Regions from separate parts of the Homo sapiens genome. Here region 2 is linked to region 1. A link is an interaction called in ENCODE POLR2A ChIA-PET data of the cell type or tissue named here. Cell type or tissue: A673. All regions are shown on one strand. Links, peaks and the distances in the headings refer to the core of each region. The heading gives the core; the rest is flanking DNA. Region 1 has its middle 52 kb from the start of OR4E1. Region 2 holds the start of SALL2 (spalt like transcription factor 2).

Region 1 (13,136 bases), core at 4,754-12,753:
ATATATACTCCTTTGCAAAACATTTTTTGGTGTTCAAAAGTGTTTGGGTGAACACATAGGAGCATATCACATACATTAATGTTGTTTTTTATGTATATTGTAATAAAAAATTTAGACCATTGTTAAAGCAAATTTTAGAAAGTTCCTAAGGTTATGGAAGAAAACCACGCCCTATAGCAATAGCCAACTACAAGAGGGATATTTTAAATTCTTTTTAAGTGGGATTTTTTTTCTGGTTAGAAGAATAATGAATTCTAAATACAGAATTTGGAAAATATAGGAAAGTGTTTTAAAATCACGTGTAATACCATATCCCAGAAAAAAATCATTGATAATATTGAGGCATACCGCTTTTTAATCCTTTGTTTTTGCATGACTATTGTTAGCACAATTGAATTGTGTGCACATGAACACACACACATTTGCACATGCTGGAGGTTTTTTCAACTTAATATTCTTTTCCAAACTTTTTTTTTGTCAACAAGTATACATAAAAATCCAATTTTAATAGCCTCAACATAGTCCATGGTACAAATGTGCTATAACTTATTTACCAATTTCTTTAGTATTAGACATTTGGATTTTAGAAAGAATACTATCATAAAAACCTTTGTACATAAATCTTTGTCTAAACTTCCAATTATTTATTTAGACTAGCTTCTGCAAAGAGGATTTCCTGGATTCGTGTAAGAACATTTTAAGAGTCTTGGGAAGTATCCATTTATTCAATAAACAAATATTTGTGGAGCCCCTTTTACAGTCAGGCACTGAGGTAGACACTGGCCATTCAATGACAAGAAAGACCCAGTGGTCTAGTGAGAAGGAAGAGGATTTTAAAAGCAATGATAGTCCTCATGATAACAGCCATAGTAGGGAAAGCATAGAGTACTATAGCAACACAAGGAAGTGAAATGGTTTTGGTTGTAGGACTGCAGGAAGACTTCCCAGAAGGAGTGACACTCACCTAAACTAAAACCTAAGAGAAGAGGAAGAATGAGCATGATGAAGACTGAGCTGAATAGAAAGAGGCAGAAGGCACAGCATCTGGACAGGCTTGGAGCAAGAGAGTGGATGGCACTTGGGTAGATGATGGTCCTGTTGTTTGATATGAAAAACACAAAAGAAGGAGCAAATTTATCTTGTTTTGTTTTGTTTCATATGGTGAAGTGGGGGAGAAAGGAAGAAAGATAAAGAGCTAAGCTTTGCACCATTTGATTTAAGGTGCTTCTGGAAAATTCACACAGGTCAAAAACCCAGTTTGATATATTAAACTGAAGCTCAGAAGAGATATATGAGCTGAAAATAATCAGCAAATAATAGTGGAAGCATGAGCATGGATAATATTACCCAGAAAGAATTTTTGACTGAGAAAATAAATAGGTCAAGGGAAGAATCCTAAAGAACACCAACTGGCGGACCCCTGAGGCCAGGAGTTCGAGACCAGCCTGGCCAACATGGCGAAACCCCATCTCTACTAAAAGTACAAAAATTAGCTGGGTGTGGTGGTGGCAGGCACCCGTAATCCCAGCTACTCAGGAGGCTGAGGAAGGAAAATCGCTTGAACCTGGGAGGCAGAGGTTGCAGTGAGCCGAGATCGCACCACTGCACTCCAGCCTGGGCGACAAGAGCGAGACTGTCTCAAAAAAAAAAAAAAAAAAAAAAGAACACCAACTTTAAAGAGTGTTGCGGGAAGTCAGGGACCCCAAACGGAGGGACTGGCTGAAGCCATGGCAGAAGAATGTGGATTGTGAAGATTTCATGGACATTTACTCATTCCCCAAATTAATACTTGTATAATTTCTTATGCCTGTCTTTACTGCAATCTCTAAACATAAATTGTAAAGATTTCATGGACGCTTATCACTTCCCCAATCAATACCCCTGTGCTTTCCTATGCCTGTCTTTACTTTAATCTCTTAATCCTGTCAGCTGAGGAGGATGTATGTCACCTCAGGACCCTGTAAGTATTGCATTAACTGCACAAATTGTACAGCATGTGTGTTTGAGCAATATGAAATGTGGGCACCTTGAAAAAAGAACAGGATAACAGCAATTGTTCAGGGAATAAGAGAGATAACCTTAAACTGACCGCGGTGAGCCGGGGGGAACTGAGCCATATTTCTCTTCTTTCAAAAGCAAATGGGAGAAATATCACTGAATTCTTTTTCTCAGCATGGAACATCCCTGAGAAAGAGAATACGCGCCTGGAGGTATAGGCTTATAAACAGCCCCCTAAGTGCACCTGTCTTTTATGGTCGAGACTGCAGAGGTGAAATAGACTCCAGTCTCCCATAGCGCTCCCAGGCTTATTAGGAAGAGGAAATTCCCGCCTAATAAATTTTGGTCAGACCGGTTGATCTCAAAACCCTGTCTCCTGATAAGATGTTATCAATGACAATGGTGCCCGAAACTTCATCAGCAATTTTAATTTCACCTCGGTCCTGTGGTCCTGTGATCTCACCCTGCCTCCACTTGCCTTGTGATATTCTATTACCTTGTAAAGTACTTGATGTCTGTGACCCACACCTATTCGCACACTCCCTCCCCTTTTGAAACTCCCTAATAAAAACTTCCTGGTTTCTGTGGCTTGTGGGGCATCACGGAACCTACTGACACGTGATGTCTCCCCCAGACACCCAGTTTTAAAATTTCTCTCTTTTGTATTCTGTCCCTTTATTTCTCAAGCCGGCTGACGCTTGGGAAAAATAGAAAGGAACCTACGTGAATATCAGGGCAGGTTCCCGATAAAAGAGTGAGCAGAAGAAAAGCCCATGAAAAAAGACAGTGCAGGTTCAGCCAAAGATATAAGAACATCAAAAAGAAAGAGGTAGGCTGGGGTTTCACACATAGCAGAGCAGCTCCCTCACTGTGATCTATTGAAAATCAGCTCTCAAATTTTTTTTTTAAAGGGAAAGTGGTATACCAGAAACCGAAAGAGGACCAGGTTTCAAAGAGGGAATAATCAATCATTCATTGGATGTAACCCAAGAAACTGTTGTTAACCCTGGCAAGAATAGTTTGGGCCAATGGTGGAAGTTAAAACCACACTTCAGTGGGTAAAAGAGCAAGTAAAAAGTGAGAAAAGAGACACAGTGAAGATTGCCAGATTGCCTCCCAAAAGCATCATATGAGTTTATGCCATCAATAGTACACTTCAGTACCCATTTACTCTTTGTCAATATTGTTTATACAGTTTACAATTGCTAATTTAATAGTTAAATGAAATATCACTTTACTTAATACTTGTTCATTACTTATACTGCAGAAGGAGGCATTTTGCAGGATATGTGTGGGATCCCTGCAGTGCTGATGACAGCAAGTGACCACAGCTTACCTATGGCCTCTCCTGGAATTCATGGTGGAACCCCACCAACTCTTGCATATCACAGAAGCACAATTTTTGAGAATTAGAATGGAATTCAAAGATTCTTTCAGAGAACCCAGTGAAACTCACTACACAATCAGGGAAAGATGAGAGGAGGGAGGACTGAATGTAGCATGGGAAGACTGCAGGGAGAGGTGTCTCCCTTGTATCCAGGCAGAGACAGATTCTCACATGGATGAGAAGATGACTGTCTACATAGTGTTCTCAGCAAAACCAGGACAACTTTTCTTCCCCAAAACGTGTTTCCCTACCTTTACTTTCTCTAAAATGCTTAAAAGTGTATTTCAAGGACAAAAGCTGTGATTCCACAAATAGCTTTTTTAAGTTGGTGCTTAAACGCAACTTAACTACAATGTACACAGATAATATTAGCTCCTTTTCTGAAAGCAGTTTTCAGGTATCGAAGATTAAATTAGAATACAGGGCCAACTGATGTAACAAAGGCCAAAATAAAGTAATTTATCATGATACAGTTCAAATGTCAGCAGTTCAGGGCAGTTATAAGGGCTCCACAGTGTTGGTGTCTTAGGTATCTGATTGCTCTGCCCACCTAAATACCCACTCTTATTTGGGGTCCAAGACATATGTCACACATAAAGCAATCCTCACAACAATCCTTCCAGTTATCTCAATTTCATTAATTAAGAGATGAGGCACATAGAGTAGAAATGGCATGTCCAATGTCACATAGTTACTTAGAGGAAGAATCAGAAACAACCTATGCTCCCTAATTCTTAATTCAGTTCTCTTTCCACAAAGTTCTTGAAGTGATATAAAAGGGGGGAGAAAAATAAACCTTATGAAGATAAGTTTTCCAGAATTTCTCATTTTTCCTGAAGTTTATCTGTTTATAAGGAGTATTTCCCAACAAACAGGAAAAAGGAATGCTAGACTAACTTTTCTTTAAGTCAAAACAGAACTTCTAAAAAGACATAGTTGTTCCCTCTGAGCCACCTTAAAAAAGGGGGAAAATATAGATTCTCATTTCCCTACATAACTCCCCTCCCATCACCACCACCACCAATCACTACCACATGACAAAAGATTAATATCTAAGGCTTAGCTTAACCTTGGAGAATTTTCCTGAGAAGGAAATCATCTTGAGAGTTGTATCTCTTTGACTAAGAAGTAGTTCTGTTTGGGTAGGGAAGTGATATGAACACGTGTGCAGCCTGGGGAATGACTGGAGGGAAAGATTTGTTCACCACTGCATCTGCAGGGATGATAACAATGCCAAGCACATAGTCAAAACTCCACAAATAATCATTGAGTGAATAAGTGAATAGCTAAATGAATAAATACATCATAATTGTATAGAAAGACTTCTTTCCTTTGCAGGACTTGCATAAATTGTATTTATAAGTATCAAAGGCAGAAACAGGCCACACAGCCAGGTCAATGGTGTAATGTGATAAAAATATCCCTGTGGACATGAACTTCCTTTGGAGTGAAAACAGTGATGGTGGCTGAGAGCTTACCTAGAGTTATGGCAACTGTATACTTAAATCTAAAACAGATACCATGGTTTCATGAATACAAATGTATTCTGGCAGTAATGGTACAGAACACTGCCACCCTTAGACCTGAGCAAGTGACGTCCCTGCTCAGAGTTCTGTGCCTCCACCCCAGCTATTATTCAGCTATTCTTATCCCTTTCCCTGTGAGAAAATCACAGGACAAAGGAGACATAGCCCTTTAGAGTCTAAATACCTCTTCTTGACCATATTCTGGGTACTAGGATTTCAGAATTCCCTGCACAAACATCCCCAAACACACTTTTAAGATCTGCATGGGCCTATCTCAAGGATTATCTTCCCAGAAGCAGATATCCCACCTGTGTACACAACTCTAGGCCCAATGGGTGGCCAAAAGATCACTGTTTGCCTGGACTGTAGACATGTGGGCTAAGGTGTCCACATCCTTGTGTATAAGGCTTCTCAAGGTATGTGATGGATTGAAGGATAGGAAAAGAAGGCTGGTAAATCACAAGGTACAAACCAAAGGCTGCAGGGTGAATCTCCCTAAAGCAGCACATTCTAGCACAAAACTATAAAAATCAAGAGTTCAAAAGTAGATCTGAGTATATCTAGGAATTTAATGTACTATAAATATGGTATTTCAAATCTATGGGGCAAAAGTGAATTTTTCAGGAGGTGGTGTAAGAACTACTGGCTATCCATTTGGGGGAAAAAATAAACAGATGTAGATCCCTGTGTAAAAATTAACTTATTTGGGGACATACTCCTTTTAACCAGGCAGTTCAAAATAGAGCTGCTAACTTGCAGAATCCTCACTCCCACCCCCAGCCACCAAAGGTGGAAGCCAAGCTGGGCTAATCCAAGCAGCCTGTACCCATGGCCACCACTGATTAGTCCAAGGAAAAGCCACCTAACTCACACTGAGTCAAACAGAGCCCTTCCCACGACACTCAAATTTGGGAAAAGATAAAGAGAGAAAAGTGCATTAAGTCCAGTTCCTCTCAAGAGCATAAGGAAGATGTGAACATAGGAACCGTAAGCAACTATCCTTATAAGAACTACACGTTTATACCCTTCCTTGATTCAAACTCTCCTCCCATTACAGACTGCTTCTGTCTTCTTTCACAGCTAAGCTATTCCTATATCCTCATCTCATAGAGCATTTTTTGAATTCTCTATCTTGGCACACACCAAACTGTTTAGAGTGTCAGTGTATTGTTCATTCATATAACCAACACTTTTCCGACAGCGACCCTTTCTGGAGTTAGGGCTACACCATCACCAAAATCAGTCTCTTGCCCCAAGAAGCCTATAGACTGGCAGAGGAGTGGAGTAGTTGGACCATGTGCCCTACAGACACACTGCCTGGGTTGCAATTTACCAGTTATTAACTTTGTGACTTGAGCAAGATACTTAAATTCTCTGTGACTTTGCTTCTTCATCTGTAAAGTGAAGCTGATGATAATACTTGTGAGAATTAAATGCGTTCATTAATGTTTGGAAACACACCTGGCACATAGAGATCAAAGATAGCTTCTTTCAATTCTTTTTTAAACTGACAAATAAAATTGTATATATGTATGGTATACAACATAATGTTTTGAAATATGTGTACATTGTGGAATGGCTAAATCAAGCTAATTAACGTCTGCATTACCTCACATACATATCCTTTTTGTGGTAAGAACACTTAAAATCTACTTTCAGCAATTTTTAGAAATTTCTGTTGCAGCTGGGCGCGGTGGCTCACGCCTGTAATCCCAGCACTTTGGGAGGCTGAGGCAGGCGAATCACAAGGTTAGGAGTTCGAGACCAGCCTGGCCAACATGGTAAAACCCCGTCTTTACTAAAAATACAAAAAAATAGCCAGGGTTAGTGACGGGCTCCTGTAATCTCAGCTACTTGGGAGGCTGAGGCAGGAGAATAGCTTGAACCTGGGATGTGGAGGTTGCAGTGAGCCGAGATCACTCCACTGCACTCCAGCCTGGGCAACAGAGTGAGACTCTGTCTCAAAAAAAAAAAAAAAATTCTGTTGCAAATACATTATTATTAGCTATAGTCACCATTGCAGTAGATATCTTGAACTTATTCTTCCTATCTAATTAAAATTTTGTGTCCTTTAACCAACATCTCTCCAATCCCTTTCCATTCCCCTCACAAGCCTCTGGTAACCACAATTCTATTCTGCTTCGATAAATTCAACCTTTTTATTACACAAATAAGTGAGATTATGTGGTATTTGTCTTTCTGTGCCTGGCTTATTTCACTTGACATAATGTCCTCCAGGCTCAATTGTGTTGTCACAAATGGCAGGATTTCTTCCTTTTATAAGACTGAATAGTATTTTATTGTGTTTATATGCCATGTTTTCTTTATCCATTCATCTAAGTATAGATACTTAGATTGATTCCATATCTTGGTTATTGTGAATAGTGCTGCAATAAACATGAGAGTGCAGATATCTCTTTAACATACTGATTTCATTTTCTTTGGATATATGCCCAATAGTGAGACTGCTGGATCATACAGTAGTTCTATTTTTGGTGTTTTGAGAAACCTCCCTACTGTTTTCCATAATGGTTGCACATTATGGAATTTACGTTCTTGCCAGCAGTGTGGAAGAGTTCCCTTCTCTTCACCTTCTCAACAATGGTTGTTATCTTTTGTCTTTTTGATAATAGCCAACCTAATAGGTTGTGAGGTGATATCTAATGGTGGTCTTAATTGCACGTTCCTGATAATTAATGATGTTGAGCATTTTTTATATACCTCTTGGCCATTTTTATGCCTTCATTTGAGAAACGACTATTCAGTTCCTTGGCCTATTTTTTAATCAGGTTATTTGGATGTTTTTGGTATGTGAGCTTCTTAAACATTTTGAATATTAACCCCTTATCAGATGTAGAGTTTGCAAATATTTCCTCCCATTCCATAGGCTTTCCCTTCACTCTATTTATTGTTTCTTTTGCTGTGCAGAAGCTTTTTAGTTTAATATAGCCCCATTTGTCTATTTTTGCTTTTGTTGCCTGTGCTTTTGGGGTCATATCCAAAAATTCCTTGCTCACAAGAGATGAAAAGCTTTCTCCTGGGTACTATGTTCACTCTTCGGGTGGCAGGATCAATAGATGCCCAAACCACAGCATCACACAATATGCTTTTGTAACAAACTTGGACGTGTATACCATGAACCTAATTTTTTAATGGTCTCAACAGGGTATGTAACATTGCAAAATTATTATGATGATGACATTTCACCTCGGTATAAAAAGAAATGTCTGTTGAAAATAAACCCCTTTTCAGAAAGAAAGAAAGAGAGAGAGGCAGGGAGGGAAGGAGGGAGGAAGGAAGGAAGGAAGGAAGGAAGGAAGGAAGGAAGGAAGGAAGGAAGGAACTTCTTGCCCAGACCAATGTCATGGTAATTTTCCCCTATGTTTTTTTCTATTTGTTTTACACTTCTTTCACCTTTTTATGACCGGTGCTTTGCCCAGTACCTGGCACATCAGGACTCAATAAACACTTGCTGAATGAGCAAATTCTATGGTTTTAAATTGTAGTTTAACATAATAAGTGACATATCCTGGAAGCACACCGTTCTCATGTGAAGGAACAAAGACTTCAAGAAAATGGGCTTTACCAGACTCAAGAGTTTGTGTTCTGCTCCCCCTGCAGCCCCTATCAGTGTGTGTCTCTCACAGCACAGAAGTACAAAGCGGAGTCGCTCACAAGGGCAGATGGTTTCTTCAGGTGGAAGGAGGTTTGGCTCTTGTTAAATTCAGCTTCAAAGCCATAGCTGCCTTTAACCAGGTTATCCCCTGTGATGTATTTCAGAAGGAACTGGAGGCCTCGGTTGGGGTATTGAACATACCAAAAAAGATAAGGGTTTCCAGAGACTGAATAGGTGCATTTCACAGTCAGAGGATTCCCTTCAGCAACGTTGACCTGATCTTCCGGCTGAGCCACTGACTGAGCTCTCAGCCCACCTGTAAATTAATCATGCTGCATCAGTGAAGCTGCTGGAGAGCATGTAAGTGGATCATGCGAGTGGAAAATGGGAAGGGGATATTACTCACTCAATGTGAAGAGCATCGCAAGCATCGAGATGGGTGCAGAGGCCATGGCTCCAGCTAAGCTCACGGCGGGCGGGATTGGGGGGGTCCTTTCCAGCCCACCTCTGCTGGAGATATGGCCCCACCCCAGAGAGTGGGCTCTTGAAGAGGAACCAGCAACCCTGTGTCAGCACAGGGCTTTTGGAAATGGCCCTTCCTCAGGGCACTGGTGCTTCCCGACACCGGTATCTTCTCTCTGTGGAGCACAATTTTGATCCAGCTCCTCAAAGCTCTGTGAGGAGCAAGACTGCCGCTCCGCCTATGCCCAGGACAGACCTTACACTGCATCGCCCCCTAGAGCCCACACGTAGGACCAGCGACTTTACTGTCAAGCAGCTGGTGCTTCCTGGCCTTATCCCTGGGCCAACCTTTGGATGGTTACACGCTCCATGAGGGACATAGGGAGCAAATTAGGGGTTCAAAGGAGAAGAAATAGAAGTTTGTGAATCAAAGTGGAAAAGATTCAGGCTGAGTGGATCAAGCTGTAAATGATTTGTGCTCTCTTAAGATAATGTAGAGACAGAAAGAAGGGAAATAGGATGGGAAAATGCACAGAAAAAGAAAGGAAAATATAGCTTTGCATCAAGAGGGAGAGAAAAATTTAAAGTGAGAGATAAGAAAAAGCAAAATAGGAGAAAAGAGTAAGGCAAGAGAAGATAAATGACAGGCGAAAACAGGAGCCTTGCTCTTCTCGTTAGAAGTAATTCAGAGCTGGCTTCTGTGTAAACCTCTTTGACCAAAAATAACTCAGAATTTTCTCCACGTTGGGCCTATTAGGAGCCCATCCCATAATGATCTTTAGGGCAAAAAGAAACTTGAATCTTCTCTTTAAACATTTTTAGAGTGAGAAAAGTACGAATAGGTGTTATAAATATTTTTGGAGCATTTGTCATATTAAACAGTACATATAAAACAAAAAAATGAAACTCTGAGAAGGGGTTGCAAAACAGGTACTTTCCACATGCAGAGCCTACTTAAAACAGACTTCAAATGAAGTACGTATTCAGCAAAAAATGTATGGTTAACGAAACTTGATGTATTATGATGGGGAAAAGGGGTTCATTGGAAAGGGATGGCATGCTAAAGTTTTATACTAAAAAAAGGCAACAATAGCAACTGAGTGATTCTTTGATAGATTTTAATTTTAATGTAAAAAGCATGTATCAATATAAAGAAGTTGTTCCTCTGATTTGCCTTCTGTTTCTTTTGAATAGTGTCCAAATAATGTTCACTATATATTCTGAGGAAAGGATGAAAAATCTCTTTGCTTTGAATCAGAAAAAAAGTGGAACATAATTCTTTCTAAAAGCTTTGCTAAAGATCTCATATTTAATCATTGAAAACTTAGCCATATAATAATGTTTTTCTTTGGAATTGGTAAACTGTCTTTAAACAATAATCTTCAAGTTCCAGAGAGACTTGTCATAAATGGAAACATATAGTGAATTTCTTCTCTTTCTTCTCTCTCTGCCTCAAGCCTAAAATGAGTGTTAGTGTTGTCTTTTTGAGGGTCCTGGCAATCGCCTCGAGAAAATCATTGAAAAAAAGCTTAACAAAAAGAATATTTTTAAGTGTATGTGCAAAATTTAGGGAAAACTACAAGGGAAGGTGAAGCACCTGGGGCTAATAACAGCCAGAAGATTTCACCACTCCTAGGCCCAAAGGGACGGGAGAAGATGAAATTACCCTAATCTCAGGACACCTGTAACTAATCACAGGCCAAAGGCGACATGACCCTTTACAGTCTAAATACCTCTTCTTGACCATATTCTGGGTAGACCCAACAGGAGCTGTAAACTTCAGTAGAGGAAAGAAAGGATCCTAAAATGCAAATATCTTGACCACTCTCTCCTGCTAATACCTCCCACTGGGGTAAACCCAACCAGATGCCAATGGACATGGGAGACCAGTCCACATAACGTATAGAAGTCAGCCTCCTGGGGTACAGAGCAGGATATAATAGACCTGAAGAGGAAAATGGAGAAATGTCCAGCCCTCTGATGCTGGAGTTTATTGCTGCCCTACAAATGCATATACGGGCATAGCTATACTGCATTTTGACAAACATAAAAAGACAAATAAAATAAGTTTAAAACAATAGTCTAATATAGACTTTAGTACAGAGCAGGATAGAATAGACCTGAAGAGGAAAACAGAGACTGTCCAGCCTCCTGACACTGGAGTTTATTGCTGCCCTATAAACGCATATATGGGCATATATCAACATATGATATGATCAACATAAAAAAGCAAATAAAATAAGTTTAACTAAAACAGTAGTCTAGTGTAGACTTCAGTGCCTTGATTATTTTTCCAATCCCTACTTCCTCTGACCTCTACAGATACAGCACACAAGATTATGCCTAGATCGTGCAAGTGGCTGAGATATTGTTTGCCTTCATCCATTTAATAATTAATGCCAAGAGCCTCAAGTGAACTAAATATTTAGGAGACTGATATTTTTAATTTTGTGCTAGAAATGGTTGATTGTTTAGTGGTCTCCCCCTAAAGGATACTTATGGAAGGAACTAACCATATTTATTAATTAAGCATGTTCAGCTATAGAAAGAGGAAAGTTTTCCTCTGAATTTATGTCGTGGTTAGAAATGGGTAGTCATTTGCAATGACAGAACTGTTGCAGAATCCTTAATCATCTTCTTCTTAATCTTCTTCTTCTTCTCGTCTTCTTCATCTTCATTTTCTCCTTCTCCTCCTCCTCCTCCTCCTTCTTATTCTTCCTCAAAACTAGGACAGTTTAGTCTTCGTGTTTGCTTCCAGTTAAAGAACTGCCTTTTAACTGCTCAGCAGATAGAGAAGGATTCAGGGACCTCCACATAATGCACTGCACACAAAGTAACCAGCAGCACCCAAAGAATTCCATGGGCCTAGACTGAAATTTCAAAATTGAACAACATAGCCTCAGTAGCTATTCAGCTTATCTGCTTTGATTTCTGAGATTAATTAAGAAATTATTCATCAAATGTCGCCGTGAGCATAACATTAAACCCTTTACATTCTTTGTCACATTTACTCTTCCTAAGATGCCCCATTTTAGAGATGAGGGGACCACAGTTGAGGAAAATTGAATAATTTGCTCATCATCCTTAAGAAAAAGAACAAAGATTTTTAACCCATATTTTACCGACTTCAAAGGCATATTCCTTTAAATCATATAGGGGGAATATCAATTTTGGTAATTTGCTTTCTATTAAAGACAATATAATATTGGAAAGCAGCTTCCTTATCATAATAAAATTACAGAATCAAGCTTGAATAAGTTAAATAGAACTTTAGAGGTCATATTGTCCATTGAGTGCATTATACCAAATGCCGATCCCACATGTATGTGCCACTGAACCAAAACAACTCCTGGATAATTAATTCTAAATCACCAGCACTCAAAGGTCATCCACCTTCTCCTGCACCTCTTGCTCACTGCTATGCTGGTACAGGTTTATGTACAGAAAGTTTGATGAAAACTTGACTCTTTCTTATCAATTTGCCATATGCACCCAGTCTGGACCACCTTTTAGCTATTCTGTCCAACTCTCCGATTTCTATTGAAAGAACCATGACATTCACAGAAAGTTGACATGAACTGTTTCTCCAAACCATAGTAAACTGGGTGTAGTGCTATCCATTTAGAGGTCAGTCAAATATGAGATGGGTGGGCCAATGGGGAATGTGCCCAAAATGCTGCAGGTAGATGTCTGTGCTCCCCTCAGGGTAGTTTCCTTTACTCCTTAATTTAACTACCACTGAAACATGCACATCACAACACAAGGGCAATTAGAGTAGCACAGAGCAGTGTCAAGGAGTATCAGTCTGAGACTCCAGATGCCTCACCAAGGCTGCCAATGCCTTTCTCAAGAAACTACTTGCAAACATCAGAACTCTTAGCTTGTCACGGTGGCACATGACTATAGTCACAGCCACTTGGGAGGCTGAGACAGGGCGGGGGTGGGGGCGGGATCCCTTGAGACCAGGAGTTCAAGGCAAGCCTGAGCAACATAACAAGACCTTGTTTCTTTAAAAAAAAAAAAAAAAAAAAATCAGAACTCTGTAAATATCATTGATTTCACAAGAGACAAGAAATGGCTCATGTAAACTAATGACAAATCCCTTTGCAAATATTAGACTCTGAAATGTACATTACATTTATTTTAG
Region 2 (16,756 bases), core at 8,757-16,756, 200 kb after region 1:
AAATCCAGAAAAAAGAGCCCATCTTCACCACCAGTTCCCCCAATCCAGAATATTACACACCCCTCCCAACCACCCTAGAGCCTCTCTAGCTCTGGCTCTCGTATATGGGAAGAGACTGGGGGTGGGGTGCCAAGATAAGTCCCTTCTTCCTATCGTTTATTATCTCCCATGCTCTCGAGTCCCTCTTCAGCTTCTTGGGAATGTAAGCCCTGAGTTTACAAGGTCAAAAGACCAAGGAACATTTCCCAAAAATTAGATGACAAATTGAAAAAAGAAAAGTGGTGTTGTTATTTTTAATATTCTCTTCTAGTATGAAGTTTGAGTGTCTCTCTTCTATTTCTCTGTCTCCTTTCATTCTCTTGCTCTTTTTCTCTCCCTCCCTTCTTTTGCCTCTATCCCTCTCCTTCCCCTCCCCTCTCCACTTCACCACACACAGAAACCCCTTTTCAAAGGGGCTTTTTTCCAACTCAGTGAAGTAAAGTCTTTGCCCCTTTGTGGGGAAGGCTCATTAACATTCCCACAGCAGCATCTCTTCAAGGATTTTACTTTTGTAACTCTGTGGGGAGGTCAAGAGGCCACAGTGGAGAGGTAAAAGGAAAAAAAATGGTAAACTGGGTAGGGAGGAAGAAAGAAGAGGAGGGGAAAGAGTCCTTCCTTTCACAATAAGACCCACAAGAAGGAGGGGGAAAAATAGGAAAAGATGAAGACAGCCAAGATTCAGGAAAAAAGACAAATGTGGACCCTGAAATCTGCTCCCTTGGAGATTTCAGACTCCTGAGAAAAGCAGAAAGCTATTTTCCTTCTCTCCTTTCCCTTCCTGGAAGGAAATAAATGATGGAAACAGTGGGGTGAGAGGATGACAGGACTCAGTCTATTCCACGGAGGAATCAGAAGCTTTCCTAGGCTCAGTACCCCTATTTCTCCTACAATGGTCTAGTAATAAATAATGGCACCTGTCTACCACAGGGGAGTTAATAGGATGAATTACATAATGTCAGCAACAAGAGTTCCAAGGGTAGACTTGAGAAAGCCACCCAGGGCCCTGACACCAAAGGACTGGAAAAAAAAATGGAGATTCAGTGAACTCCAAAGCAAAGATGAGAGCATTTTCCAAAACTCTTCAGATGTAATGTGGATACCTGCTTCAATTATCACTAGCAGCACCCCTGCCATCTGCTGTCTCCCTTTTCCTTTCTTGGTATTGCCAAACTAGCTTGAAATTGTGTAAGGGAAGAAATGCAAAAACCTTCAAATTTGCACCCAAACCTGTGAGTGAGCTTTCTTTTGCTTTTCTCTGAAGATAAAGCCATCAGAGATTTACATTACTAATCCTAAAAGGGGAAAATACTTCCCACTTTTCCAACTGATGGTGTTTCAGATGCTATCTCAGCCAGAAGAATAAAACAGAAATCATGCTAAAAGAAAGGGGCCCAGGCATTATTGCCAGAAGACAGGGCATATCCAGAATATTCTATGCCCAGTAGCTCAGTAGTACTCAAATATAGGTAGGAACATCACAGCCAGAAGTTAAAAATAAATGAATCACCCTCAGTGTACAGGCTAAGCAGGAGAAACCTGGTTGTTGCCAAACAGTGTATTGTGGAGATGGAGGGATTCCTTTTTATTTATTTTATTTTATTTTATTTTTGAGACAGAGTCTTGCTCTGTCACACAGGCTGGACTGCAATGGCGCGATCTCGGCTCACTGCCACCGCTGCCTCCCAGGTTCAAGTGATTCTCCTGCCTCAGCCTTTGGAGTAGTTGGGATTACAGGTGCCCACCACTACGCCCAGCTAATTTTTGTATTTTTAGTAGAGACGGGGTTTCAACATGTTGGTCAGGCTGGTCTCGAACTCCTGACCTCAGGTGATCCGCCCGCCTTGGCCTCCCAAAGTGCTGGGATTACAAGCATGAGCCACCGTGCTCAGCCTAATTTTTGTGGTTTTAGTAGAGATGGGGTTTCACCATGTTGGCCAGGATGGTCTCCAGCTCTTGACCTCATGATCTGCCCACCTTAGCCTCCCAAAGTGCTGGGATTACAGGTGTGAGCCACCGTGCCCAGCCATTGCTATTTTAAATGAGATTCCTTGAGATCAATCACTTTTGTTTTTCATGATAGCAGTTTGGTGGCATATTGTGTCTTTACTGATATAGAGGAAACAATGTTAGGCTACTGTCAGATGCACCTGGATTCCAGGCCTGTGTCTGATACATCACAGCTGTGCAACTTTGGAGAAGTTACTTAACCTCACTGGGCCTTTTGATTCATCTATAAAGGGACTCAGCTATAAATAGGAGTAGTAAAGCCTACTGTGTTCATCTCAGAGTTATAACATTCAAAACACGTTATAAATGAAAATATTCTATAAATTATAAAGAGCTATACATATATTACTCATAATCAGGGCATATCAGAAGGTTCTTATTTCAGTTTATACCCTAAAAGCAGCTACATTATCAGAGGGGCATAGAAATATGACAGAACCAAAAAGCACAGTGAAGATCTTGGAAGAAGAGTTAGAAAAACAAGCCAGGGACAGTTTCTGAACAGACAGCACAGGGAGAGGCCCAGGGCCCTTGCAGGGAGGAGAGGGTTAAATCCTTTCCTCTGCAGTACAAAAGAAAAGAGTGTGCGGAAAGATTAGGATTTTTGCTTTTACAATGGGAGCTGCAGAAGCGTAGGGAAGAAGCTGAAGAAAAAAAGGGGGCGTCTCCCCTTTAAAGACTTGCAAAGATTGAGAGAGAAAGAGAGAGAGTCAAGAACAGAGAATCAGAGAGAGAGAGAGAGTCTGTGTCTCTGGGAAAGAAGAACATCTCTGCTTCACAGTGATTTGCGCTGGGGGAGAGGCATCAATTGGCTTCGGACCCAAGGGGGAGACGAGACCAGGTCACCCCGGTTAAGACCAAGTGAGCGTTGCCCCTCCCTCTCCCAACTCTCTACCCGGGAATGTCTCGGCGAAAGCAGCGGAAACCCCAACAGTTAATCTCGGACTGCGAAGGTCCCAGCGCGTCTGAGAACGGTGGGTGCCTGGGGAGGGGTGGGGGCCCCTAAGTCCAAGCCTGTGTGGGTCAGGCCAGGGCAAGGGGAGGGCACTCGGGCCATGGGCGAAACCAGGCGGGGGCGGACTTGGTCACTGGGGGTTTGAAGGAGTTGAGATGCAGGGAGTAAGAGATGACCTGCGCTGGGGAGAAGCCCCGCTTGTTACTTGGGATTGATTCTGTTTGTGTTTTCCTTGTTTTTCTCTGGATGAAATGGAGTTTTCAAACTGGCTCTGTCTCCCCACCCAAGAGTTTTCTCCTCAGGTCTCCCTTTGCTCACTGGTCTTTGTGCCGTTGCTAAGTAACGTCCTCAGACCTGAAGACCGTCTCTTCGGGGTGGGATTTTCCCCCCTTTTCTTTCTGGAGAGTTGGGTTGCAAGAGAATGAATTGGATAAACGTGAAGGCTCCCCTGAGGGAGACGAGAAAAAAGTTTCTCATTGTTGGGCTGAACTGAGAGCCGATCAGAGCTCCCAGAGGGAGAGAGCTAAGGTCGGTCAGAATGCAGCCTGGTTTGGGGTGTGTATGCGTGTCACCTGGAGGACAGCTGAAGGCTAGGTCTGGATGAGGGGCTTAGGTTTGTGCTTCAAGGAAAGCAAAGCAAAAAACAAAACAAAACAAAAGAAGTGCAAGAAAATACACCTGTTACTACATGCATATCATTTTATGAGGATACCGTGTTTTTGAAGCAACAGGTGTCCCTTATGAGGGGGAAAAATTGTATGTATTCTTGTAACATTCCGTTAAGTGACAGGCAGACAGTAGAGCAAGCAGGGAATTGAAGAGTGAAATTGCTCAGAGTCTGAGAGACAGAAGCAAAATCAGGACAAAAACTTCAATTTCCTAATGCTCAGGGCTGGCTGGTAGTGCTCACTAAACCCACTAAACCTGGGTTTTAAAAACTTGCCTGATTGTGAGTACATCTGAGCCAGGGTGTGGGAATCTATATATTTTGCAATTGTCCAGGTAATTCTTAGGATCAAAGAAGTTTTGGACATACTTGTCAGTGGTATGGCTCCATATGTGCAGACTGAAAGTCTGGAAGTCCTGGCTCCAGACAGGCAACTGTTTAGCATACAGTTGATACACCCAACAGTATAGTATAGGATTAAGCACAAGGGTTCTGAAACCAGACTTTTAGACAAATCCCAGCTCCACCACTTGGTTAGCTATGTGACCTTGGCTGGTTTATTTTGCCTCTCTATGCTTCAGTTTCCTCATCTGTGAAATAAAGATGTGTATACTAGCTACCTCATTAGGTTGTTGTGAAAATCTAAATGAGTTAATATGTGTAAATCCCTTGGAAAAATACCTAGCATAAATAAGTGCTTAATATGTGTGAATATCGTTATTATCATTATATGTGAATGCAGTGACACTGCCTGCAAGTGCTGTAGTATGACCAAAACTCAGGAACCTCTTGGCAAACGTCAGCATTTCTTTTTTTTTCTTTTCTTTTCTTTTTCTTTTTTTCTTTTTTTTTTTTTGAGAGAGAGTCTCGCTCTGTCGCCCAGGTTGGAGTGCAGTGGTGCAATCTTGGCTCACTGCCCGCTCCACCTCCCAGGTTCACGCCATTCTCCTGCCTCAGCCTCCCGAGTAGCTGGAACTATAGGCGCCTGCCACCACGCCGGGCTAATTTTTTGTATTTTTAGTAGAGACGGGGTTTCACCGTGTTAGCCAGGATGCTCTGGATCTCCTGATCTCGTAATCTGCCCGCCTTGGCCTCCCAAAGTGCTGGGATTACAGGCGTGAGCCACCGCTCCCGGCCATCAGCATTTCTTTATGAGACGTGTCATGAAAAGCTCTAAGAGAGTGTATTGGTGGCGACTAAAATTGTAGATTAAACTTGCCTTTCCACCTGTTAAAAAACAAAAACTTGAGGTCAAATCAGCGCTCCATGTGCTACAAAATAACCTTAACAGACATGTTTTGGGCAGAACGCATCCTCCCCGAAACACTGCTTTTCTGGGATCCTACTGTGCCCATATTTAGAGGTTCTATGGTGATGGCATCCTTCCCTCCTGAGACACATTAGCCCTTCTTAATGCTGCTATAGGCCGGATGTTTCCTGCTTGTGCTCTACAGGAGACTTCCCCTAGAGCCTCAACTCCTCCCCAGAGTTGCCTCACAGTTCTGCTCTCCTGCTGGTTTGATTGTGGAACTATGCTGAACACCCCTCCAAACCCCCAAGAAGCATTCTCTCCTCTTCTTCCTACTTCCTCCATCTGCTCACCCATTCCCCATATCATAGCTGAGGAAAAATCTTCTGTGAGGGAGTCAAAAGCTATCTTTAGCGGCTGTCTTGAATGGATTTTCAAGCCCTTTAAGATATAGCTTCCACCTGGGGGCATGGTAATGCTGCTACAAAGCCATCCCCATAGAAACAGTAAAGGTTTAAACCCAATGGCATCAACAAATTTTTGATGAAAATTTGCCTTTGAGCTATGAAAGGCAGGAACAAATGTAAGGAGCAAGGAAGCAGTAGCACCCTCTGTTAAGATCTACCGTAAGAAAGCCTAAGGATTTTCTCATCAGAATTCCCCTGGAGTGAAAGATCCTAGGCTACTTATGATCTGGATGTCATTGGGCCTCATCTGCAAAATGAGGTGGCTCTATTTGATCGTATCTAAAATTCCTCCTGGATCTTATAAGCTTATAATATATAAATTTCACATTTTCTGGTTTTCTTTTAAATTAATAAATTTTCTTAATCATGAATGGGGCAGCATCCATTCTGCAAAACAGAATGAGAGCTCTCCTTTTCCCTAATTTTTTATAGACAGGGTTTCTATTCACTTATGTGATCTTCAGGCATCTGACTTCCTTCTACCCCAGAGCATGCTCCACAGTTAGGGAGGAAGGGCTCTTATTTAGGGGCACATGTATCCTTTGGTGTACCTGTGAAATTATGGATATCATCATGAGTATCAGAAGACATTTAGTCAGTAGTCTAGGGTGCCAGTAATGTTTCCAGGAGTCTTTTGCCTTCTTGTAAGCAATATGTGCCATATACAACATGCAAATGCTGAGCCTTTGTTACATATTTTAAAAGCCAAAATTCTGCAGTGACCTAAGACATCACCAAGAAACAGTCTGAAAAATCTGTTTTCCAGCCGTTTTTGCTCAGCTTCCCTAACCAGAGCATCAAAACCTAACAGAACAGTTATTGCATATAAGTGATGGGCAGGAAATACTCTATTCACTTAAAAACTCTAGAGAGGAAAAAAAAAAACCTTCTCTCTCCCCTACAGAGTCTAGAAATCTGGATTAGAGAACACAAAGGATGTGACTGGGGGAAAAATGCAAACCAGTACATCTGGGAAATAAAGGAAACAATCAGAAACCCAGATATTTAGTGAGAAGAAGAAACCAGGACAGCAGCCAAACAGATCTAGAGGGAGAGAGGGGAGTACTTTAGATGGAAGTTGGCAGATAGCAAGAACAGCAAGAGAGGAAAGAAGGCAAAGGTAGAGTTTTGGGGGCTCTGTTTACATTTGGAAGTAAAGAGCCTCATCTCTCAGGTTATTGATCCCTGGGCCACTCAACCTAGGTATTCCCAGATCAGAAAAAACACATTTTGGAATAGAGAGTATCTCAGTCCTGGTGTTACAGAGTACTAGATAAGAAAACAGAAAACTTGGTTTTCAATCTAGTGTGGACCTTGAAGCTATGTGACCTTGGGCACATGTGACCTTTCTTACCCCAGGGCTTCATTCAGCTTTTGACATTCAAATAATAACTAACACCCATGGCTAATATTTGTGGAGCATTCAGGTACTGTGCTAGGCCCTTTTTGCATTTCCTCTTTTTCCTCCCAACTCCGTTATTATTATTATTTTATTTATTTATTTATTTATTTTTATTATTTTGAGACGGAGTCTCGCTCTGTCGCCCAGGCTGGGGTGCAGTGGCGCGATCTTGGCTCACTGCGAGCTCCGCCTCCCGGGTTCACACCATTCTCCTGCCTCAGCCTCCCAAGTAGCTGGGACTACAGGCGCCCGCCACCACACCTGGCTAATTTTTTATATTTTCAGTAGAGACAGGGTTTCACTGTGTTAGCCAGGATGGTCTCGATCTCCTGACTTCATGATCCGCCCACTTTGGCCTCCCAAAGTGCTGGGATTACAGGCGTGAGCCACCACGCCCAGCCCCAACTCCCTTATTATTACAAAAAAAATTTTTTTCTTTTTTTGAGACCAAGTCCTACTCTGTTGCCCAGGCTGGAGTGCAGTGGCACGTCTCGGCTCACTGAAACCTCCACCTCCAGGGTTCAAGAGATTCTCCTGCCTCAGCCTCCTGAACAGCTGGGATTACAGGTGCATGCCACCACACCTGGCTAAAATTTTTTTATTGTAAAATATGTGTAATAAAATTTACCATTTTAACCATTTTTAAGTGTACAATTCAGTGGCATTAAGTACATTCACTATGTTATGTAACCATTACTGCTGTTTCAATATCTTTTTCATCATCAAACAGAAACTGTAACCGTTAAACAATAAATCCCCATTCTCCCATTCCCTTAGCCCTGTTAGCCTCTACTCTGCTTTCTGTATGTGTGACCTTGCCAAATTTCATATTAATGGACTCATATAATGTTTGGGTACCTCATACTAATGGAATCATACAATATTTGTCCTTTTGTGTCTGCTTTATTGCACTTAGTATGTTTTCTCTTTTTTTCTCAATTAAAGTCAAATTTGTCTGAAAGCATAATGTTTACAAAGTTCATTCATGTTGTAGCATGTATCAGAATTTCCTTCCTTTGTATGGCAGTACCCTCATTTTAAAGAAGAGAAATCAGCCGGGCACAGCAGCTCATGCCTGTAATCTCAGCACTTTGGGAGGCTGAGGTGGGCAAATCACTTGAGGTCAGGAGTTCAAGACCAGCCTGGCCAACAAGGTGAAACCTCATCTCTACTAAAAATACAAAAATTAGCTGGGTGTGATGGCGCACACCTGTAATCCCAGCTACTTGGGAGGCTGAGGCAGGAAAATCGTTTGAACCCAGGAGGCGGAGATTGCAGTGAGCCGAGATCACACCATTGCACTCCAGCCTGGGCGACCATTGCACTCCAGCCTGGGCGACAGAGCGAGACTCCGTCTCAAAAAAAAAAAAAAGGCTGGCCAGGCGCGGTGGCTCATGCCTGTAATCCAGCACTTTGGGAGGCCGAGGTGGGCAGATCACCTGAGGCTGGGAGTTTGAGACCAGCCTGAGCAATATGAAGAAACCCCGTCTCTACTAAAAAAATACAAAATTAGCCGGGCGTGGTGGCACATGCCTGTAATCCCAGCTACTAGGGAGGGTGAGGCAGGAGAATCGCTTGAACCTGGGAGGCGGAGGTTGCGGTGAGCTAAGATCGTGCCATTGCACTCCAGCCTGGGCAACAAGAGTGAAACTCTGTCCCAAAAAAAAATAAGAAAACAAACTCTGGGAGAGATTAAGAAATTTTCCCAAGATCACAAATATTAGAATGTTCTAGAGCTGGGACTTTAACTCAGGTCTGAATCACTGTGCACAATGACAATGAGAGTGTCAGATCTCTGAAGTCCCAGCTCCAAAATGGTATGAATTCCATGTTAAGTGTTGAGTCCTTTGAAGTCAAAGAAATTTTCATTAAAAGAACATTCTTATGTTTGATCTAAGATATTCCTGTTCTGGAAACAAATATCTTTTTCTCACTTAGCACCAGGTGTACCAATCATTGTGCCTGTTAGTCTACTGTGTTACATAGGCCATAGTTACATTAGTAGGTCTGGGTTGCAAAGGATTATTATGTGTCTACATTTAGGAAAGAGGAGTAAGGAGGAGAAGATGAGATATTTCCCTAAGAAGTAGTCAGTAGCAATAGTTACAGAATCAATTCATAATTATGGAAGCTACCAATTAGCATTGTTCAGTGTCAATAATAAGTAAGTGGGCCAGAGGCAGTGGCTTACATCTGTACTCTCAGCACTTTGTGGGGACAAGGCAGGAGGATCCCTTGAGCCCAGGTATTCCAGACAGCCTGGGCAACATAGTGAAACCTCATCTCTACAGAAAAAAATATTTTAATTAGCTGGGCATGATTGTGCATGCCTGTAGTCCCAGCTATTCAGGAAGCTGAGGTGGGAGGATCACCTAAGCCTGGGAGGTAGAGTCTGCAGTGAGCTATGATTGTGCCACTTCACTCCAGCCTTAATGGGTGGATGATGCTTGAACTCTGTAGAACAAAGCCTTTCACCTTACAATTAGAAATATGGTGGCCGGGCGCGATGGCTCACGCCTGTAATCCCAACACTTTGGGAGGCCGAGGTTGGCAGATCACCTGAGGTCGGGAGTTTGAGACCAGCCTGACCCACATGGAGAAACCCCATCTCTACTAAAAATACAAAATTAGCCGGGCTTGGTGGCACATGCCTGTAATCCCAGCTACTTGGGAAGGCTGAGGCAGGAGAATCGCTTGAACCTGGGAGGTGGAGGTTGCGGTGAGCCGAGATCATGCCATTGCACTCCAGCCTGGGCAATGAGAGCAAAACTCCGTCTCAAAAAAAAAAAAAAAAAAAAAAAGAAAGAAAAAAAAAGAAATATGGCTCAAATATCAATTAAAAAAGAAAAAAATATGCTTCAAGATACCCATACCTGGGAAAGAAATGCAATCACTTAAACTTACAGTAAGGTGTAAATTATATCAAATTCTATTCATGGAAGCAGATTTTTCACTGGGAAAGGATACAAGGAAGTTAATGTGTGGTTGTGGGCACTGTAGGGAGGGGACCTGATGGGAAGATTTAGCATTGAGAGTTCATTTTGTCTGTGTCCCAATTGTGGCCAAGTTTAGCTCAGGTAAGATCTGTGAGGAGCAGGGTGGAAGGTATGATGGAAAGGGCAGTCCTCCATGTGGGTCTCATCATTGTGTCACCATCTTTGTATTCTCATTGGAATCACCTGAGGAGCTTTATCAAACTAATGCCTGGATCCTATCCTCAGGGATTATGAATTAATTAGCCTGGGATGTGGCCTGGACACAGGGATTTTTTTTAAGTTTGGTTGGTTGGTTGCTTTTGCAGAGATGGGGGTCTCACTATGTTATGCAGGCTGGTCTCAAATTCCTGGCCTCAAGCAATCCTCCTGCCTTGGCCTCCAAAAGTGCTAGGATTATAGGCATGAGGTACCCACTGTGCTTAAACTTTCTTTTCTTTTTTTTTTCTTCTTTTTTTTGAGATTTTGAGATGGAGTCTCAAACCCTTGAGCTCAAGTGATCCTCCCGCCTCAGCCTCCAGAGTAGCTGGGACTACAAGGAACAGACCACTGCACCTAAACATAAAAATTTTAAAACTCTCTTCTGGTAATCCTAATGGGCAGCAAAATTTGAAAACCGCTGTTCAAATGTATCACCCTGCTACATACAACTCACCTATTTTTCTCTTTGTTCTCCCGAACAGTTCTCTCTGAAGCCTAAAGAAGCAATCTGATGGGACACTAGATTTAGAAGGGAAGCCACCTGGTTTCCCTTTTCTTTGTCATTTCAGCTCTCTATAAGTTTAAACAAGCTTGTCCAGGTCTTAGTCCCACCCCGGACTTTGCATTTGACCGGAGATAGCTTACCTCACCTTATCTGCTATCTAGGGACACCATTACCAGTTTAGTTTATTCCTGCATTTGTGACTTCATTCATGTTTGTGTAAGAATCCTGCCCCCCTTTTCAGGATGTGCAGTGAGTGCAAAGTACTGAGAAATGGAGGGTTCCTCTTACAGGTGGCTGTTGATCCAGTCACCTTTCACCAGGGACTAAATTTACCTTAAAGAAGAGCTTAGATCAAATTACGCATCAGAAAGCACATTTCATTAAAGAGCAAGAAAGGGGACAGTGTTTCCCAGGAGAAGATGAAAAGAAAAGGATTTCTTTTCTTGTCAGAAGACTTGACAAAACAGCAACTGGATATCAAATGTTCAATGCTAATTAACAAATGCTCAGTAGAAAGCCTCCATCTGATTCCCTCTCCCTGACTAAGGCCAGGGAGCAAATGGCAGGTAGAAGCCACACAGGGCCCTTTCTCTAGCATTAGGGAAGCCATACAAAGTTGATGTGCTTGAGAAAGCATTGGACAGGAGTCAAAATTCTGAATGCTTGCTTCACTGAATTACTGTGTGAACTTGGAAAAGTCACTTAACCTCTCCAAGCTTCAGTTTCCTTATCTGTAAAAATAAACCACATTGCACAAAACTGTGACTTGCCATAAACTGAAATAGAACCCCCCTCCCTCATTTGTAAGTCCAGGCCTGGAAGCACAGAACCCGTCCATTTCAGAATTATGACTCACAATGCTAAGAGCCTTATTATCTGAAGTTTCAAAACATAATTCAGTAAACTGTTTTAAGTTTAAAAACACAGGCAAAATTTATGTTGAGAAGTAAAGTGGATGTTACTAATATTTTAAATAGGTTGTTTCAGCTCCCCCACCCACTGCAATAAAAGACTTCCTACCTTTGAAATATGCTGCTGATATTAGCCAATATCTTACCTCAGAAATTAATAAGATTAACAAACAACATGGAAAACAGATCTAATTTTAGTATATGTGTATTTAAGGTTACTTCGATTATTTTGCTACTGACAATGTAAATTATCTCATTGATTAAATTCAGGACTCCCCAAACTTTAAAAATCTCACATGTACATATTAATTTTTTTAGACTTTTTTTTTTTTTTGAGACGCAGTTTCACTCTTGTTGCCCAGGCTGGAGTGCAATGCCACGATCTCAGCCCCCTGCAACCTCCACCTCCTGGGTTCAAGCCATTCTCCTGGCTCAGCTGCCCCAGTAGCTGGGATTAAAGGTGTACCATCATGCCCAGCTAATTTTTGTATTTTTAGTAGAGACGGGGTTTCAACATGTTGGCCATGCTGGTCTGGAACTTCTGACCTCGTGATCTGCCCACCTCCCAAAGTGCTGGGATTACAGTGAGCCACCGCGCCCGGCTTTTTTTTTTTTTTAAAGTAATGGGGCCTCACTATGTTGCCGAAGCTGGAGGGCAGTGGTTATTCACAGGTGTGATCACAGCTCACTGCAGCCTCAAACTCCTGGACTAAAGCAATTCTCCTGCCTCAGCCTCCCAAGTAGCTGGGGCTACAAGTGTGCACCACCATACCTGGTTTACACATTAATATTGTCCAATTTTTCAATTTTTTGTCCCCACAATATTTTTCTGAGTAAAATACTGCAGCTACAATATTACCACTTTATGAAGAGGGAAACGGTGGTATAACATGGTGTGACTGACCACCATGTCTCAGTTTTATCAGTGAGGCAAGAATAGAACTGGGATTAAAACAATTTAGGTTTACTGATGCCCAGGGAAACCACAAAACCAAGGACTTGTGGTCACTTCCTGCATGTAAGAGAAAGTATTTTAGGAAGTGGGAAGCACTTTAAGACTCATTTCAAGGTAAAAAAGAGAATGCCAGAATACCTGGTCCAGGAGGCATTTTATTCTTACTTATCCTGTCTGAATAGGAGGCTGCCTCTGTGATGGTGAGCAGGTGTTAGCTATTTCTAAGCATTCAAATCAGGCTGGGGCTGAAAGGGCTTTAGACACTGAGGGCTGCCTGGTAGTTCCTACCGCATTGTTTCAAGAGGGCTCCCCTCCCCCCCAGGTTAGAGCTGGGTGGGCCTCCGTAGGCCTCTGCAGGCTAGCGTCTCCCCAAACCCACTGTCTTTAATAGTGACGGTGTGAGGAATGTTGCAAGAGGAGAATAGAGGAGGAAGAGGGTACTAAATAGGAGATGGCTTATTAAATAAGCATGGACTCTATGAATTAGGTGTTGTGTAGGCTGGGCGATCTGCGGAGTAACCTGCATTCAGCTATTATTCAGGGGGAGGAGGGGCGGGGAGTGAAGGGGCTTAGTGTTCCGCAGAGAGTCCTGAAATGACTTCCTGGGAAATTCTACCTTGCAGCCGCCCACCCTGAGAAACTTCTTTTGTGGAGAGGGATGGGGGTAGGGTGGGAATGGAAGTGAGAAAGACGAGACAAAACTTCGAATATTTTGGGGTGTGTGTGCTGGTGAGGAGTGGATGTTCTGATCTCCCCCTCTTCTTCTGGCCCTCAGACCTCTGAGGAGATCAGACGACCCTCTCTGGAATCCACTTTTTCCAAGCTCAGCGGATCCTTTATCCAAAGAAAAATAAGAGAAGCCTATCGCCTTGCTCCACTGAGCAGGGCTACGTTTCCCACTGTGCCCCTAGAGCTTAGGAGGGGAGGGCGGGGGGAGGAGGGTAGGCCTGGGCAAAGGCATCTGCAGATGGGGGGAGCTGGCCAGGGACCGGGAAAGGTGGACCCCCGCAGTGCTTCACAGCACCTGTCACTGCGCCTCCGGAAACTCTCCCGAGCTCTGAGCTCCCGCCCCCACGCCCCCGCTAGCGCTCCCTTCTCCCGCCTCCTCTAGCTCCCGCCTCCCTCCCCAGCAGCTCCTCCCCATAAACTCCCCTCCTCATCAGCTCCTCCCAGATCTCCCCTCTCCCCGCTTTCTCACTCCAGCTTCTCCCCGCCTCCTCGCTCCCCTCCCCCTCCGCCGCTGCTCCCTGCCCCCGCCGCTGCCGATCTCCATCTCCGCAGTCTGGGCCGCTGGGTGCAGAGGCTGCCGCAGACCCAGCGGCCATCGCCTCCCTCAATCCCAATATCCATTGTCTCCCACCCCACCTGGCCCTCCACTTCCCCCACAACCATGGCGCACGAATCCGAGAGGAGCTCTCGTCTCGGGGTGCCCTGCGGGGAGCCGGCAGAGCTCGGAGGTGCGGTAGGGTCGGTCGGGCTGGGCAGGGGTGGGGGCGGAGGGGGATGCGCAGGGGCGGCGAAGACTTTCGGTGGGTGGGAGAAAATGCATGATTCTCTGCGTAGGCCCCTGTCCCCACACCTATTCCGTGAACTCGCTTGTGGCCTGGGGAAGGGAGGGTGGCTGAGGAGGGGAGTAGCATGCTCTTGCCCCCCTCCCCTCCTCCCTCCCCACCCCCCTGCCCCATGCCGGGTTGTCTCCTGTCCACACGGATCAGGCCTGAGCTCTAGACTTCTGCATGGCCCTGATGGTGAGCTCATCTCCCCACCCCCAACTAGCGGTTACTGGCCTCCTTGTTAATTAGAGCCTCGGTATACCCAACCCAACTGCGCCACCCACGCTCTCTCTCCTTGTCTTCTCCCCAGGTGATGCTAGCGAGGAGGATCACCCCCAAGTCTGTGCCAAGTGCTGCGCACAATTCACTGACCCAACTGAATTCCTCGCCCACCAGAACGCATGTTCTACTGACCCTCCTGTAATGGTGATAATTGGGGGCCAGGAGAACCCCAACAACTCTTCGGCCTCCTCTGAACCCCGGCCTGAGGGTCACAATAATCCTCAGGTCATGGACACAGAGCATAGCAACCCCCCAGATTCTGGGTCCTCCGTGCCCACGGATCCCACCTGGGGCCCAGAGAGGAGAGGAGAGGAGTCTTCAGGGCATTTCCTGGTCGCTGCCACAGGTACAGCGGCTGGGGGAGGCGGGGGCCTGATCTTGGCCAGTCCCAAGCTGGGAGCAACCCCATTACCTCCAGAATCGACCCCTGCACCCCCTCCTCCTCCACCACCCCCTCCGCCCCCAGGGGTAGGCAGTGGCCACTTGAATATCCCCCTGATCTTGGAAGAGCTACGGGTGCTGCAGCAGCGGCAGATCCATCAGATGCAGATGACTGAGCAAATCTGCAGGCAGGTGCTGTTGCTTGGCTCCTTAGGCCAGACGGTGGGTGCCCCTGCCAGTCCCTCAGAGCTACCTGGGACAGGGACTGCCTCTTCCACCAAGCCCCTACTACCCCTCTTCAGCCCCATCAAGCCTGTCCAAACCAGCAAGACACTGGCATCTTCCTCCTCCTCCTCCTCTTCCTCTTCAGGGGCAGAAACGCCCAAGCAGGCCTTCTTCCACCTTTACCACCCACTGGGGTCACAGCATCCTTTCTCTGCTGGAGGGGTTGGGCGAAGCCACAAACCCACCCCTGCCCCTTCCCCAGCCTTGCCAGGCAGCACAGATCAGCTGATTGCCTCGCCTCATCTGGCATTCCCAAGCACCACGGGACTACTGGCAGCACAGTGTCTTGGGGCAGCCCGAGGCCTTGAGGCCACTGCCTCCCCAGGGCTCCTGAAGCCAAAGAATGGAAGTGGTGAGCTGAGCTACGGAGAAGTGATGGGTCCCTTGGAGAAGCCTGGTGGAAGGCACAAATGCCGCTTCTGTGCCAAAGTATTTGGCAGTGACAGTGCCCTGCAGATCCACCTTCGTTCCCACACGGGTGAGAGGCCCTATAAGTGCAATGTCTGTGGAAACCGTTTTACCACCCGTGGCAACCTCAAAGTGCATTTCCACCGGCATCGTGAGAAGTACCCACATGTGCAGATGAACCCACACCCAGTACCAGAGCACCTAGACTATGTCATTACCAGCAGTGGCTTGCCTTATGGTATGTCCGTGCCACCAGAGAAGGCCGAGGAGGAGGCAGCCACTCCAGGTGGAGGGGTTGAGCGCAAGCCTCTGGTGGCCTCCACAACAGCACTCAGTGCCACAGAGAGCCTGACTCTGCTCTCCACCAGTGCAGGCACAGCCACGGCTCCAGGACTCCCTGCTTTCAATAAGTTTGTGCTCATGAAAGCAGTGGAACCCAAGAATAAAGCTGATGAAAACACCCCCCCAGGGAGTGAGGGCTCAGCCATCAGTGGAGTGGCAGAAAGTAGCACGGCAACTCGCATGCAACTAAGTAAGTTGGTGACTTCACTACCAAGCTGGGCACTGCTTACCAACCACTTCAAGTCCACTGGCAGCTTCCCCTTCCCCTATGTGCTAGAGCCCTTGGGGGCCTCACCCTCTGAGACATCAAAGCTGCAGCAACTGGTAGAAAAGATTGACCGGCAAGGAGCTGTGGCGGTGACCTCAGCTGCCTCAGGAGCCCCCACCACCTCTGCCCCTGCACCTTCATCCTCAGCCTCTTCTGGACCTAACCAGTGTGTCATCTGTCTCCGAGTGCTTAGCTGTCCTCGGGCCCTACGCCTTCATTATGGCCAACATGGAGGTGAGAGGCCCTTCAAATGCAAAGTGTGTGGCAGAGCCTTCTCCACCAGGGGTAATCTGCGTGCACATTTCGTGGGCCACAAGGCCAGTCCAGCTGCCCGGGCACAGAATTCCTGCCCCATCTGCCAGAAGAAGTTCACCAATGCTGTCACTCTGCAGCAGCATGTCCGGATGCACCTGGGGGGCCAGATCCCCAACGGTGGTACTGCACTCCCTGAAGGTGGAGGAGCTGCTCAGGAGAATGGCTCCGAGCAATCTACAGTCTCCGGGGCACGGAGTTTCCCCCAGCAGCAGTCCCAGCAGCCATCACCGGAAGAGGAGTTGTCTGAGGAGGAGGAAGAGGAGGATGAGGAAGAAGAGGAAGATGTGACTGATGAAGATTCCCTGGCAGGGAGAGGCTCAGAGAGTGGAGGTGAGAAGGCAATATCAGTGAGAGGTGATTCAGAAGAGGCATCTGGGGCAGAGGAGGAGGTGGGGACAGTGGCGGCAGCAGCCACAGCTGGGAAGGAGATGGACAGTAATGAGAAAACTACTCAACAGTCTTCTTTGCCACCACCACCACCACCTGACAGCCTGGATCAGCCTCAGCCAATGGAGCAGGGAAGCAGTGGTGTTTTAGGAGGCAAGGAAGAGGGGGGCAAACCGGAGAGAAG

Evidence for each region. ChIA-PET counts read pairs that join two places held together with the same protein. Peaks named below come from ENCODE experiments on the same cell type or tissue, not always from the same donor. Only the 100,000 strongest peaks of a DNase experiment are listed, where the experiment ranks them.
Region 2: POLR2A ChIA-PET joins it to region 1 with 19 read pairs; 4 of 35 experiments call an interaction of 5 or more read pairs at or near these places.

What each region holds. Positions count from the first base shown.
Region 1 is chr14:21,719,732-21,732,867 of GRCh38, reverse strand. It overlaps TRA and TRAV3. Among named protein-coding and RNA genes, the nearest start is that of OR4E1, 52 kb to the right of the region's middle. In A673, for the core only: a CTCF peak has its summit at 9,265 (motif pointing left); DNase peaks (open chromatin) are centred at 7,427, 8,087, 8,427 and 9,257; H3K4me3 peaks cover 3,771 bases; H3K27ac peaks cover 7,441 bases.
Region 2 is chr14:21,523,113-21,539,868 of GRCh38, reverse strand. SALL2 (spalt like transcription factor 2) reads left to right here and starts at 13,523. Exons shown (of 2, transcript NM_001364564.1): 1 at 13,523-13,808; 2 at 14,215-16,756. The coding sequence starts at 13,742. RefSeq lists enhancers at 4,974-5,839, 12,277-13,104, 13,105-13,932, 14,763-15,590 and silencers at 13,586-13,645, 16,106-16,292. In A673, for the core only: no CTCF peak of the experiment used is centred there; a DNase peak (open chromatin) is centred at 13,498; H3K4me3 peaks cover 2,508 bases; H3K27ac peaks cover 7,484 bases.